2 separate regions of the Homo sapiens genome follow, and region 1 is linked to region 2. Evidence: chromatin contacts called from ENCODE Hi-C data. All regions are on one chromosome and are shown on one strand. Each heading gives the region's core, a stretch centred on a gene start or an enhancer-like site at or near the end of the contact. The rest is flanking DNA. Distances are from core to core; before and after follow the strand shown.

The links. A loop is a pair of places that touch in the nucleus more often than their neighbours do. Pooled maps may share reads with other maps.
Region 1: a loop to region 2 is called in a pooled map, with 6 times the contacts of the local background. The contact joins the promoter of CPM here to the promoter of SLC35E3 in region 2. A Hi-C loop is called at or near these places in 2 of 37 single-sample maps with no recorded cell type and 8 of 50 pooled maps.

The regions. Positions count from the first base shown.
Region 1 is chr12:68,930,367-68,937,039 of GRCh38, forward strand. CPM (carboxypeptidase M) reads right to left here and starts at 2,805. Exons shown (of 9, transcript NM_198320.5): 1 at 2,776-2,805; 2 at 2,312-2,474. The coding sequence starts at 2,471. RefSeq lists silencers at 2,685-3,044, 3,075-3,184.
Region 2 is chr12:68,742,424-68,749,459 of GRCh38, forward strand. SLC35E3 (solute carrier family 35 member E3) reads left to right here and starts at 3,753. Exons shown (of 5, transcript NM_018656.5): 1 at 3,753-4,356; 2 at 5,507-5,617. The coding sequence starts at 3,955. NUP107 (nucleoporin 107) reads left to right here. Exons shown (of 28, transcript NM_020401.4): 28 at 1-3,386. The coding sequence ends at 39. RefSeq lists enhancers at 3,426-4,116, 3,966-4,065, 4,116-4,225, 4,586-4,775.

The DNA of each region.
Region 1 (6,673 bases), core at 1,555-4,054, 190 kb after region 2:
TCACTGGGCCTGGTCATAAATTCTGTTTTCTAAGCAAACTTATCTTACATCAGAGGGCAGAATGGTTAGGGAAAATATCTAGTGAAAAAGACCACCAACAAAGGAGCACCATCTCTCAATTGTCACACTAATGTGCAGTGACACTTTGGCAACTGACTCCCAGTTACTGGCATACAGTTTCATCTACCAGTTGGAGCCAAATGGCAGATTTGGGATTTTTCTTAATCCGAGTTATTATTCAGAACAACATATTCAACACAAATATTTAACCACTAGTGTCAGATTTTATTTTTACATGATAACTCCTCAAGCCTTTAACCGCAAGAGTGCATACAAGGTAAAATTAAAAACAAAATTAAGCCTGCTGACTTTCACTGTGATTGTGGTTTGATATCATGCAGGATAGATCACAACTGCTGATTCATATTAGGAAAGAGAGCCCCCAACTGTCACAAGCACATTGTGTTTGAAAATACAAAACCTTACCAAATCACTTAGTACTTAAAATTAACAACATCCTCATCATCTTGTGGTTGAAATGATGACTGAACAATAACTCAAGCTAGTTGTGTTCTATATATTTTTAATTAATATAATTAGTATTCCTAGATCTTTTTAAATTGCTCTACTCTAGCCCTAGGGAAAAATGATTTCAGAAGGCTGAATACGTATGCTGATTCAAGATATGATTTCTCACACACCCAACCTCTATAATTTTGGATTATAGAGCAATATAGAGTAATTCTGGCACCATCTCTTTGGCAATGCTGTTTAAAAACAAAGTTACTATTACACACAGCCCAGGATATTGACTTCGCATTGCACATAAATACATTTATATAATACTTTTTCTTTAATATAGAAGCCATAGCCTTGATTTTTTTGAAAAATGATGAAGAATATGGTAATTATGAGACTCTCAATTGACTCAAAAGTTCAGAGCTAAAATCAAGGTAGAGTTTGAACACACCTTACAAAAAGTTGAGATCCAAATTGCATAAAATTTATGAAACTTTTGATTTAAGGACTAAGTTTTCTGGTAACCTCTTTGGGAACATCAGGATAATAAAAGATGATTAAGTAATAATGGTATCTCGGCCGGGCACGGTGGCTCATACCTGTAATCCTAGCACTTTGGGAGGCCGAAGCAGGAGGATCACAAGGTCAGGAGTTTGAGACCAGCCTGGCCAATATGGTGAAACCCCATCTCTACTAAAAATACAAAAAAATTAGCCAGCTGTGGTGGCGCATTCCTGTAATCCCAGCTACTCGGGAGACTGAGGCAGGAGAATTGCTTGAACTCAGGAAGCCGGAGGTTGCAGTGAGCCGAGATCACGCCACTGCACTCCAGCCTGGGCAACAGAGCGAGACTCTGACCAAAAAAAAAAAAAAAAAAAAAAGAAAGAAAGAAAGAAAGAAAGAAAGATGAAATAACGATATCTGATCAAATTATTTGCCTTGGCCGGATGGGTGCCAGTCCTGGCTATAAAATTCACCATCTGGGAGACCTTGAACAAATTATTTAATTTATCTGATTCAAACTTGCTGTCTATAAAAATGAAAATAACTTTATGTAGTTTCTAACTTAGAACAATAAATTATTAATGATAAATATGAAAATGCTGGGAAGAGTTTCAATCACTACTAATATATATTCATTATCTAGCATTGTCTTCTTCAAATGGATACATTTTAAAAACAGCCTTTAATCATAGAACCACTTTTTTGCATAACTTTAAGCCATAGGGCTAATTATACACGACACAAATCTAACCAACAGAACTGTACTACTTAGATTAAAAGAAACTTGCAGAAATGATAGTTTTGCATAACTTTAAATAAAAGGCTAACTACAGATGACACAGAAATCTTACCAACAAAACTGCATTATTTCAGTTTAAAAGAGACATGAAGAAATGACATTAACAGTCCAAGTCATATATAAAGAAGCCCACACAAAGGGGAACTGAAACGGATAAACGGACTTACTTGGGAGTTTATCTTGAAAAGGAACTAAAACATACATCCCAAATAACCAATGTCTGCAAGATCCAAAAAGACAGAAGAACTCCAATAATGGAAAGGACTCAGTGACACTGAATTACAATGGACAAGTCCAGTAAAATTCAGTTCTTCCTACTATTCCTCCCAACAAAAGCAGAAAACAACCAACACGCACGGTACCGGTTGACTTGTTCTGTGCCACTCAGAGTAGGTGCGTGGAAGAGCAGACAGGAAGCTGGGGCATATTTAATGAATACTGAAAGGGAGGACTGAGGGTTTGGCAAAGTGTTCACGAGACGGACCCTACCTTTCACAGATTTCCCAATACTGTGTAAGTGAGTGACAGAACTGTAGTTTTGGGCAACAGTCTTCAAAAACGCTTCCATCCCTTCCTGGCGGTGGTAGTTGAAATCCAGCGCAGCTACCAAAGGCAGCAACAGCCCTAGCCAGAGGCACGGGAAGTCCATGTTCTAGAGATGAATAAAAATAAGAAGAACCTGAGAACACATGAGGGCAGGCGGGGGCATCACCAGCTACGTCTCGGTACTCCGGTCTCAGGGTCTCCCGACACTGACGCTCCCTGCCTCCTAAGGAGGCAAAAGCTGGAAGCAACACCTTCGGGAGTGAGCCGTGCAACCAGAGACCGGGAGCACGGGCAGCCTCGGTGCCCTCGACCCAGCCGCCCGCGCCTCCCTCTCCTCCTCCTCCTGGCGCCTCCGCCGTCCGGCAGCTGCCACAGCTGCGCCCGGCCCCGCGCACCCCCAGCCTCACCAGGTCCCAGGCGCGCACCTCTACCCACCCGCGGCCGCCCGGCGGGGCCGGGTGTTATAGCCCGGTCAGAGGGCGGGCGCGCCCGGGCCCCGCCCCCGGACGTCCCTCCGGCCCACTCCGGAGCCGCGCGGGTGCCTCCCGGGCGGGGCCTCAGCCGCCTTCGCACCTAGGAGAGACGGCGCCCGCGCGGTGCGCCCTTTCGTGGCGCGGCTGCTGGTGCCCGCGGCCGGGCGGCTGAGCTGGGCGGAGGGCTGCGGGCATGGAGTCGCCGCTCGCGGACAGTCTTTGCTGGAGCCCCAGGTCAGAAGTGTGTCCTCGCCTCGGCCACGGCTGTAGCCTGGGCAGCCACAGGGCGCTCCACCGAGGGACACTCTCTGTCGCAGACTGCAGCCGCTTGGGAGACGTTTAGGGCTCGGCGGGTTTCCTGCGGTTGGCGGTGCCGGGGCCCACCTGGAGCCGGGACGCATGCGGAGTCCTGAGTGCCCTGAGCCCCGCGCGGGCTCCTGCGGGACGGGCGGCGTCGGCCCCGGCAGGGCGAGCCAAGCTCCCAGCAGTGCCAAGCTGCCCAGCGAGGCTAAGCAATCACGGGGCTTCGAGAAAGAACGCGCGCGTGTGTGGAAGTTTTAAATGCCACGAAGTGCAGAGTGCAGGACATTTTCCAACAAGTTTACATAGTGGGTGGGATTTGTGTAAATTAGAATTGAATTTAAAACTGGAAGTCACATCGAAGAAGGCAGGACCACTGTTGTAAATCCGATGCTTCCTCCACCTGCACCTGAGTCTTAGGCCAATTACAGGTCTCTCGTCCTAAAACGTCCTAAAATGCTCCTTTCTGGAAGGATGGCATGGTCTCTGCACGAGAGAGAACGAAGGCTTCACTCAAACCTGAGAGGTGGTTTGTGGCACGGGCCAACCCCCTCTACCTCTCTAAAAGATTCATTCTCATTCATTCTCTCTCTCTCCCCTCCCCCTCTCCCCTTCCCTCTCTCCCCCTTTCTCCCACTCTCTCCCGGATTGTAAGTAACCGTGTCAGGGTATTGGGGGCCCGTGTCAAGGTCCGCAGAATATAAAAAGTTTGAAAACCACTGATTTGAGATAACATTCCACTTTTACAGACTAAAAATACGGATGCAAGCCCACGACTAATTGAATAGAATTTTTCTCGTGGAGGCCCAAGAAAGTGTATTTTTAGAGAGGACCTTGAATGAATCTAATGTGCCTTCAAGAGCTGAGAACCGTTAGATTCCCTGCCCCTTCTTTCTTACAGATATAGATACTTTTCCTAGAATTGCGCACTCAGGACTCCCTGAGACTTCCAGTGATTCTGCCGCAGCATAGAAGAGTGGTTTAAGAACTGAGGCGCTCTGCCCTTGCGATAGTTTGCTGAGAATGATGGTTTCCAGCTTCATCCATGTCCGTACAAAGGACATGAACTCATCCTTTTTTATGGCTGCATAGTATTCCGTGGTGTATATGTGCCACAGTTGTGCACATGTGCCCTAGAACTTAAAGTATATATAAAGAAAAAAAAAGAACTGAGGCGCTCACGGGATGAGTGCCAATTCTTGCTCTGACACTCAGTGGCTGTGTCGACTCTGTGCCTTATTTTCTGGTGTGTAAAGTGGAAGTCTTAATTGTACCTACCTAAATAAGGTTGGCAGGCACATTGTAAGAACTGTGCGAAGCGTTTATTACATAAATAAACCAGCTTAATTCGTAACTCTTTAAAGGGAATTTTCCAAGAGTTGGAATTTTTTTTTTAATTTTTTATTTCTTTCTTTATTTTTTGAGATGGAGTCTCAATTCTGTTGCCCAGTCTGGAGTGCAATGGCATGATCTCGGCTCACTGCAACCTCCTCTCAGGTTCAAGCAATTCTCCTGCCTCAGCCTACCGAGTAGCTCGGATTACAGGCACCTGCCACCAGGCCCGGCTAATTTTTGTATTTTTAGTAGAGACGGGGTTTCACCATGTTGGCCAGGCTGGTCTGGAACTCCCGACCTCGGGCGATCTGCCTGCCTCGGCCTCCCAGATCGCTGGGATTACAGGCGTGAGCCACCGTGCCTGGCCATCTTTTTTTTTTTCTTAAAGAGAAGTTGTTTTATTGTTTGTTTGTTTGTTTGTTTGTTTGTTTGTTTTGAGATACAGTCTCACTCTGTTGCCCAGGCTTGAGTGCAGTGGTGCAATCTCAGCTCACTGCAGCCTCTGCCTTCCAGGTTCAAGCGATTCTTGTGTTTCAGCCTCTAACGTACCTGGGATTACAGGCACGCATCGCCACACCTACGTAACTTTTGTATTTTTACACCACACATGCCTAACTTCTGCATTTTTAATAGAGACCAGGTTTCACCATGTTGGCCAGGCTAGTCTTGAACTCCTGGCCTCAAGTGATCCTTCTGCCTCAGCCTCCCAAAGTGCTGGGATTACATGAGTGAGCCACCTTGCCTGGCCTAAGAGTTGGAAGTCTTAGTATGACATTGTAGAGTCTTTGAGTAGGTTTTTTTTTTTTTAATTGTGCAGTAGTCACTATGCTAAATGTTATTTCCACTGGAAGGGTTGAAGACGTTTCCCTTTCATTGTTGTTCATTGACTAAGAGGTCTGAGGAGGGGGACTGGAGCTTGAGAAGATTAAATTTAGGCAAAGTTACTCTAGGAATGGGAAAGGGAACTGGGTGGGAACAAAGTGAAGGCTTGCTGATGTACCTTAGAAATCCTATCTTTTTAAGAGAAGTACGTGGACACTATCTGATTTCCTGCAGGGTGCTGTGGCTGGAGACTGGAAGAAATGGTGGCTTCATCAATACTGGAATGGAGATTGCCAGGATTGTTGTTCTGGAAAAACAGAGATGAGCTATAGTTGAAATTGCTGCCATTGGGGTTCACACTAGGTAGGAAGGGAGGCAACTTCAGGAAGGAGTCAGAGAATGGAGGTAGGGGGTACAGAGGACTGAGTGCTGAAGGTTTAGGAGCTAGTAACTCAGAGTGCAGGCCAGGGACAGCACTGGCATCACCTGGGAGCTTGTTGGAAATGTAGAATCTGTCACTCCACTCCAAACCTACTGAATCAGAACACACATTTTAATAAGATTTCCAGATGATGTATATGTACATTCAAGTTTAAGGTGCACTGGTCAAGAGAGAAAAAAAAATTTAGTGTTAAGAGTATGAAAGATAACAGCAAAATAAAAGGTTAGCCTAATAGAGTAAAATACTGAAGTTTAGAGATTTTAGAGGTGATCTTCTTTCTTTCTTCTTTTTTTTTGAGATAGAGTCTTGCTCTGTTGCCCAGGCTGGAGTGCAGTGGCACAATTTTAGCTCACTGCAACCTCCACCTCCCGGGTTCAAGCAATTCTCCTTCCTCAGCCTCCTGAGTAGCTGGGATTACAGGTGCCCACCACCACGCCTGGCTAATTTTTGTATTTTTAGTAGAGACGGGGTTTCACCACGTTGGCCAGGATGGTCTCGAACTCCTGGCCTCAAATTATCTGCCTGCCTCAGCCTCCCAGAGTGCTGGGATTACAGGTGTGAGCCACCAGGCCTGGACCTAGAGGTGATCTTTCTAAGTATGGCACCATTAAAGGTAAAACCATAATAAAAAGGCTAATAATTTGAAAACATACAAATGTATGACTTCTGTACAGAAAACCTTATAAAGGTTATAAGAAGAAAGGTTTAAATCAGGTTATGAGAAAAATTACAAGCTGGAAGAAGGAATTAATGCTCTTACAAAATAAAGAATGAGCAAAGGAGATGAATAAGCAGTTCATAAAAGCAGTAACACAAATAGCTAATAAATATAGTAAAGGTTACCAACCTGGTAAGCAATCAAAGAATTACAAGTTAAAAGGGTAAAGTAATACTTTGTTTTGCTTATCACAAAGCAAGATTAAAAAGATTGAC
Region 2 (7,036 bases), core at 2,503-5,002:
CAGGGACTTGACCCATTAGGGTATGAAATTCAGTTATAGTTTAATCTTTGTAATCTCACTAATTTTCATGATAAATGAAGTTTTTAATAAAATATACTTGTTATTAGTAATTTTTTCTTTTGCATTACCATGTAAAATTTAGACATTTGAATTTTGTACTTTTCAGAATATTATCGTGACACTTTCAACATGTAGGGATATCAGCGTTTCTCTGTGTGCTTGTTAATAAAACTATATAAAAATTAAAATTTTCTGTTTTTACAAATTCCAGGGTTGTCTCTTTTTCATGTAATAAGAAAATTAAATTTTCTGTTCTAGTTTTTTCTGTAATCATAAGCATTCTGATATTTTAAAATCATAAAGATGATGGAAAGTAGATTTATTTTTAAGCCAGGTACGTAATTTTTTATTTATCATAAAATTTAGTATTTTTGAATATTAAAATTAAGAAGATGACTATAACAAGAATTTTTCTAACATAACATGCTATTATTATTTTAGTTATTTTGAAGACATTTCTAGTTTAACTTTCATTTAGCAAACTTCCTATCAAAATAAGAGCATATAAAGACTTAGCGTAGTACCTGGCACACAGTAAGCACTGAATATATTGGAGATTACAGATCCCGCTCTTCTAATAGGGGAAATACCATAAGTACATTTAAAAGGTGTCATTTAAAAATACAAGTAGTGGCTGGGTGCAGTGGCTCACGTCTGTAACCCCAGCACTTCGGGAGGCCGAGGCAGGTGGATCACCTGTCGTCAGGAGTTTGAGACCAGCCTGGCCAACATGGTGAAACCCTGTCTCTACTAAAAAAATACAAAAATTAGCCGGGCATGGTGGCAGGTGCCTGTAATCCCAGCTACTCAGGGGAGGCTGAGGCATGAGAATCTCTTGAACCTGGAAGGCAGAGGTTGCAGTGAGCCGAGATCACGCCACTGCACTCCAGCCTTGGGGACAGAGCGAGACACTGTCTCCAAAAAAAGAAAGAATTACAAGTAGTCTGAGCAGGAAGAACCTCTCTCCAGCTGAAAAGACTCTCAGGAAGTAGTATTGGTTTGGGGTTTGAGTAATGCACTGAATTTGCAAAGGCAAAGAGTGACACAAGAAGGATGAGGCTCTATAGATTAAGAAATCAGTATGAGCAAGAAATGATAAATGCTGGGCATTATTATGAACCAACAAATACACCAAATAGGCTAGAGTGTAGGGCTTATAAACAGGAGACAACTAAAAGAATGTGATTCTAATAGAAAACAGTAATTCCCCAAACTTGCTAATCATCTAAGGAATTTCTTGAATATGTATTTATAGATGCCACCCCTAGAGACAGCTGGCTTGGGAAGCCTGAGATGGGATCATAGAATTTGATCAGTTCTATATTATGTGCTTTTTTTGTTTTATTTCTCTAAAGAATTCATCTTGTCTTCCTGTTTTCTTTATTCTTACTAATATGCAAATGATTTTTACAGCTCATGCAGTCCTGTAATCATGATTATTGCTATGCTACTTTGCAAAAAATAAAAACAAAAAATTCATACCAAAACAAATACAGACTAGATTTGGGGTGGGGAGGGGAAATAAGTGAGTCTTAAAAGTAGTTTTGTTACTTGCAACAAACTGTATATATAGAAACTTTGTACAACCCAGGGTGACTATTTCCAAAGACTGTTACCTATTTGTTGAACAACAGTGGGAAAACTACTTAGCCTAAATGAGGAGGAGGAATATTGTATGCTTCCATCGTAACCGTATGTGGGTAAATGGACAAGGTCTGTCATCTATTTAGGAACTTGTTTTGCATGTCCCCCACTCTGTATTTGTCTTTTGTTGTGCCTTGTTTTTTGAATGTCCTTTAAAAAACACAGCACAGAAACCCACTAAGGTTGTGGAATTACAAAATTCCTTCAACCTTAGACTCTTAATTAGGATGCCCTCAAATGGACTTGTTTTTAATTTTTATTTATTTATTTATTTTTGAGACATGGTCTTGCTCTGTCTCCCAGGCCGGAGTGCAGTGGCATGATATCTCACTGCAAACCTCCGCCTCCTGGGTTCAAGCGATTCTCCTGCCTCAGCCTCCCTAGTAGCTGGGATTACAGGCGCCTGCCACCACGCCTGGCTAATTTTTGTATTTTTAGTAGAGACGGGGTTTTGCCATGTTGGCCAGGCTGGTCTCAAACTCTTGACCTCAAGTGATCCACTCGCCTCGATCTCTCAAAGTGCTGGGATTACAGGCATAAGCCACTGCACCCAGCCAATTGGACTCCTTTGAGTCCTTAGGGAGTCAATGTGTGTGTTGCTGCTTATTTAAATACAGTTCAGTTGGAGCCCCAAGAGTGCCAATGTGCTCCTCACAATTCCCAAATGCCTCTCTTCCTGAACACCAGAAGTGGTGGGCACCTGAGTGGGAAATTTCAGGCAACTTAATTTAGTTCCTCAGTGCCTACTCTTGAAGAACTGGGTTTTCATTCTAGAGAGGAAACTCAGGGAAGGGCGTGTTGCCTATCACAGGTTCGCATACTAAGTTTTAAAAACTTTTCTTGGTGTGACTTATGCCAAGGAATTATGAAGACTTTTTCCTTGAGCATTGCATGAAGGCTACAAAGTTGGAACAGGCATGTCCTGGGTGTGAAAGTTTTAATTTCCCTACCTCATTTATTTATTTAATTTAGAGATGGGGGTCTCACTATGTTGCCCATCCCGGCTTCCAACTCCTGGGCTCAAGCAATCCTCCCACGTCAGTCTCTCAAATAGCTGGGACTACAGGCCCACGCCACCATGCCCTACTTCCTCATTTATTTTAAATTTTTTGTACCACAGTCTCTCTTTTTAATTTTATGACTGCTGAATTAATCCTAGACTCTGTCTTAAAACTAAGAATTGATGTATTGGCAGGAACAGCTGGACATTCAAGATGTTTTTGTGATTCCTTTTTTAAAAATCTCCTTTTGTACCTGTAATATCTACAATATATAATCTTTCTTTATCGACTTAAGGAGGAAGGAGAAAGGAAGAACCTGACTTCTGTGTGAAGGACCTTACTGTCGATCAAGACTGTTACTCAAAGTTCTATCTCTTAGTCATTGCACCTGACCTGATCCAAAACATATATATATATTTGTATGCACCCCTAGAGACAGCTGTATATATATACGGTTTTGCCAGGTTGTACGTTTTTTTCTCGAGTTGTAAGTGAACACAGTAGCACTCGTTTACATTGTCAAGGGGACATCTTTAGAGAACACATTTTCTCACTGTTGAGCTAATAATGCTTTGTGAATGTATGATCTAAGGAGAAACCCTTGTAGTTATACCCGATGATGCTGTCTGTTGGAAAGTAAATTTTGAATGTCTTTTTCCAAAAATAAAAAATAAAAACATGCTTTCAATAAGTTCTTTCCCCCCTCTGGCGAGGGCTACTAAATTTGCTCAGCATTTAATACGTAAAATTGGCTAACAGTGTCTGCACAGCCAGAGAGAAGTTGTCTAGCAAATCGGGTCAATGACACACAGGAAACAAACATCAAGAAAGGGGTCCTAGATTGGTCCAGTCAGGTAGGCGTTAGGTGACCAAGGGGGTCGGGGACCCAGAGGATAGGACCCAAAGACGCAAGCGTCGCGCGCCCAAGGCTCAGCGCGCCTGCGCAGGGTAGCGGCCGTTCAGCCAGCGGCTCGGGGGCGGAAGCACTGGAGCCCCGAGTCACGTGGCTGCGGGCGGAGATGAGCGGGGCGTGGGACGTGCTGCGGCGTCCTAGCTGGCTTACAGGGCGGCGGCGGGGTGTGTGTCCTCTGTTAAGAGTGCTACTCGCCCGGGGTTGATCTGTGCATGCCACTCCTGGGTCAGACGGTGAGGTCGGCGTCTGCGAGGACGCGGCGGTGGAGTAGAAGGGCAGCCGGAGACAGGCCCGGCGCCCCTTCCGAGGCTAGACGGCCCCAGCTTCGCGGGGATCATGGCATTGCTGGTGGACCGAGTGCGGGGCCACTGGCGAATCGCCGCCGGGCTCCTGTTCAACCTGCTGGTGTCCATCTGCATTGTGTTCCTCAACAAATGGATTTATGTGTACCACGGCTTCCCCAACATGAGCCTGACCCTGGTGCACTTCGTGGTCACCTGGCTGGGCTTGTATATCTGCCAGAAGCTGGACATCTTTGCCCCCAAAAGTCTGCCGCCCTCCAGGCTCCTCCTCCTGGCCCTCAGCTTCTGTGGCTTTGTGGTCTTCACTAACCTTTCTCTGCAGAACAACACCATAGGCACCTATCAGCTGGCCAAGGCCATGACCACGCCGGTGATCATAGCCATCCAGACCTTCTGCTACCAGAAAACCTTCTCCACCAGAATCCAGCTCACGCTGGTGAGTAGCTTCAGCTTCCCAAGGCGCCGCTCTCCCGACCCACCTCCTGCACTGGCCCCGGGAAATTCGAACGCACACTGGTCTTTCCCTTCATCTTGAAATCCACAAATGAGTCATCTGTGGGCATGTGAACTTTTAGGCTTATTTTAGGGAGGGGGAAAAGGCCATCTTGTCAGCCCAGAAGAGTGGGCATGTGTGAATTTTAGTAGCTGCCATTTGATGGAAATCGTTAAATGCTGTGATCGATAAGAAAAAAAGCTGTATTGGGTGGTACAGTCCAGTGTTATCAGAATATCTGCAAAAGCTCAAACAAAAACAGCCTTTCTCCCCCAGGGGAATCAAATCGTGTATGATAAAACGTGAAAAGATGTAGCATAAAGTAGGTCTCAAAACGTCTGCAGCACCATACTTTAGAGCTGTCTGCATCTTTAAATAAAAGGAGGTGGACTCAATTTTAGCACTTAGTAACTTATTTAAGGTCTTTTTCTTTTTTTTTTTTTTCTTTTTGAGACGGAATTTCACTCTTGTTGCCCAGGCTGGAGTGCAATGGCACGATCTCGGCTCACCGCAACCTCCGCCTCCCGGGTTTAAGCGATTCTCCTGCCTCAGCCTCCCGAGTAGCTGGGATTACAGGCATGCGCCACCACGCCCGGCTAATTTTGTATTTTTAGTAAAGACGGGGTTTCTCCATGTTAATCAGGCTGGTCTCGAACTCTGACCTCAGGTGATCTGCCCGCCTTGGCCTCCGAAAGCGCTGGGGTTACAGTGGTGAGCCACCGTGCCTGGCCTTATATTTAAGGTCTTTATGCTTTTATTGTTTTATATTTATGCTTATGCTGTTTAGACACTAGTTTGGGGATCCATTTACTCACCTTTGTATTCATGTGGTATTTTCTTGCAAAGTGCAATATATTTACCACAAATTTAGAATGGAATTAAATGTGAATATCAATATAGATTTGTCATATTTCACGTTTAGGAAATAGGATTAACAACTAGTTTTCCCAAGTCAAAACAGAAAACATTTATACAGGTTCATTGTTTCCCAGTTATGTGTTTATCATTAGCCTTGTAAGACATTGTGAAAGGAATACTAAATTTTTGTCTCTTGAATTTAATCTGAACAACATTTACCTCTTTTTCGTTACAGATTCCTATAACTTTAGGTGTAATCCTAAATTCTTATTACGATGTGAAGTTTAATTTCCTTGGAATGGTGTTTGCTGCTCTTGGTGTTTTAGTTACATCCCTTTATCAAGTGGTTGGTAATTTTTTTTTCTTTATGTGCCTTTTTAGCAGATTTCATAAATTTTGAAGCTGTATTCCAAGGTTTAGAAAATACAGTATAGAGACAATAGACTGTTGGGAAGAAAGCATAATTGCATAAGTTGTCTGACTCAAGGTGAAGAGAAGAAAGGAGACAGAGAAACTTGGGTGTGTGATGCTCACCAAATACCTACCTGTTTGTAAGTGTATAATATCCATGCTTAACAGTCTCAGCTTGGGGTGAAGTTATTTTCTGGGAAATCTTTACAAAATACCTAGTAAGACTTTTTACTTCCTAAGTTTGTTATGTTTTCTGTTTACTCTTTACTTTTAACATTGTTGTGAAGGAGTGAGTATACTTCCAGAAATCTGAACAGTAATGAAAAATTTCAGATTTTTAGATGTTTTTGCCTCAAAAATTATACTGCTGTTACAACTTGTTTATTGGCTTTTAATAATGTGTCTAATATAGATTATTACAATATTATACTCTATATTAATAAATATAGAGTAATTTATATTAATGAATATTTTTCCATTTGTGCAAGCGCAGTGCCTTGCCTATAGCAGATATTCATTAAAAATATGTTCATGGATTCACTTACTTCATTACCATAAAATCCTAACAAGTATGGTTTTTGATTCTTATTTAGTGGAGAAAAAATAACTTGCTGTAGGGGACAGTGAAACGGTATTCTCTCTATACTGAAAACCTTGGTCTGGAAATTCTGGGTGTGCCTGCATGGGGAATCAAAGCCAAAATGTGTAACCAATTTTATTTTTTTCACAAACATCCACTGGTTATTAAACTAAGGCATTCTTGTTTGAAATTTTAGGAGTTCAGTAATAGAGCCCTGGCATCTTAAACATTCTAGTAGTGATCATGTCAGAGACAGTATTTGAAAATATTCTGCAGTGAAATACATTTTCTAGTGGCAGAGAAGCAGTTTAAATAAAAGAAGAGGCTAGTGAACATTCCTATTCATCTTTCTTGTTAAATGCACTTGTTTTTGCCTAGTATAGGCAATTTATTAAACAGAGCAAGTAATTGTACTCCTTATACGTAATAGATTCAGAGTACTCACCATCTCTGTCACTATGACCATTTTTGTTCACACAAGTCTCAAAATTGCTATAGATTAGAATCAAAGGATTCTATATCCCTAAGGTAGATATTTGACATGAGATTGACCAAGGAATGATTGTAGATTAATGGACAGTTTCTTATCAGTAAGTGGTAAAGGTACCATTACAAAATAGGTATATTCCCAAAACATTCCTCTTAAAGAAAGTTGTATCTGCCCACAGTATCTTGGGATAATTTCTATGTTGTTTCTCTTATACTGCTGGAGACATTAAAAGGAGTTAAAAGACAAGTGACCAGCTATTAGCTTGAGTTGTAGAAAGATGGTTG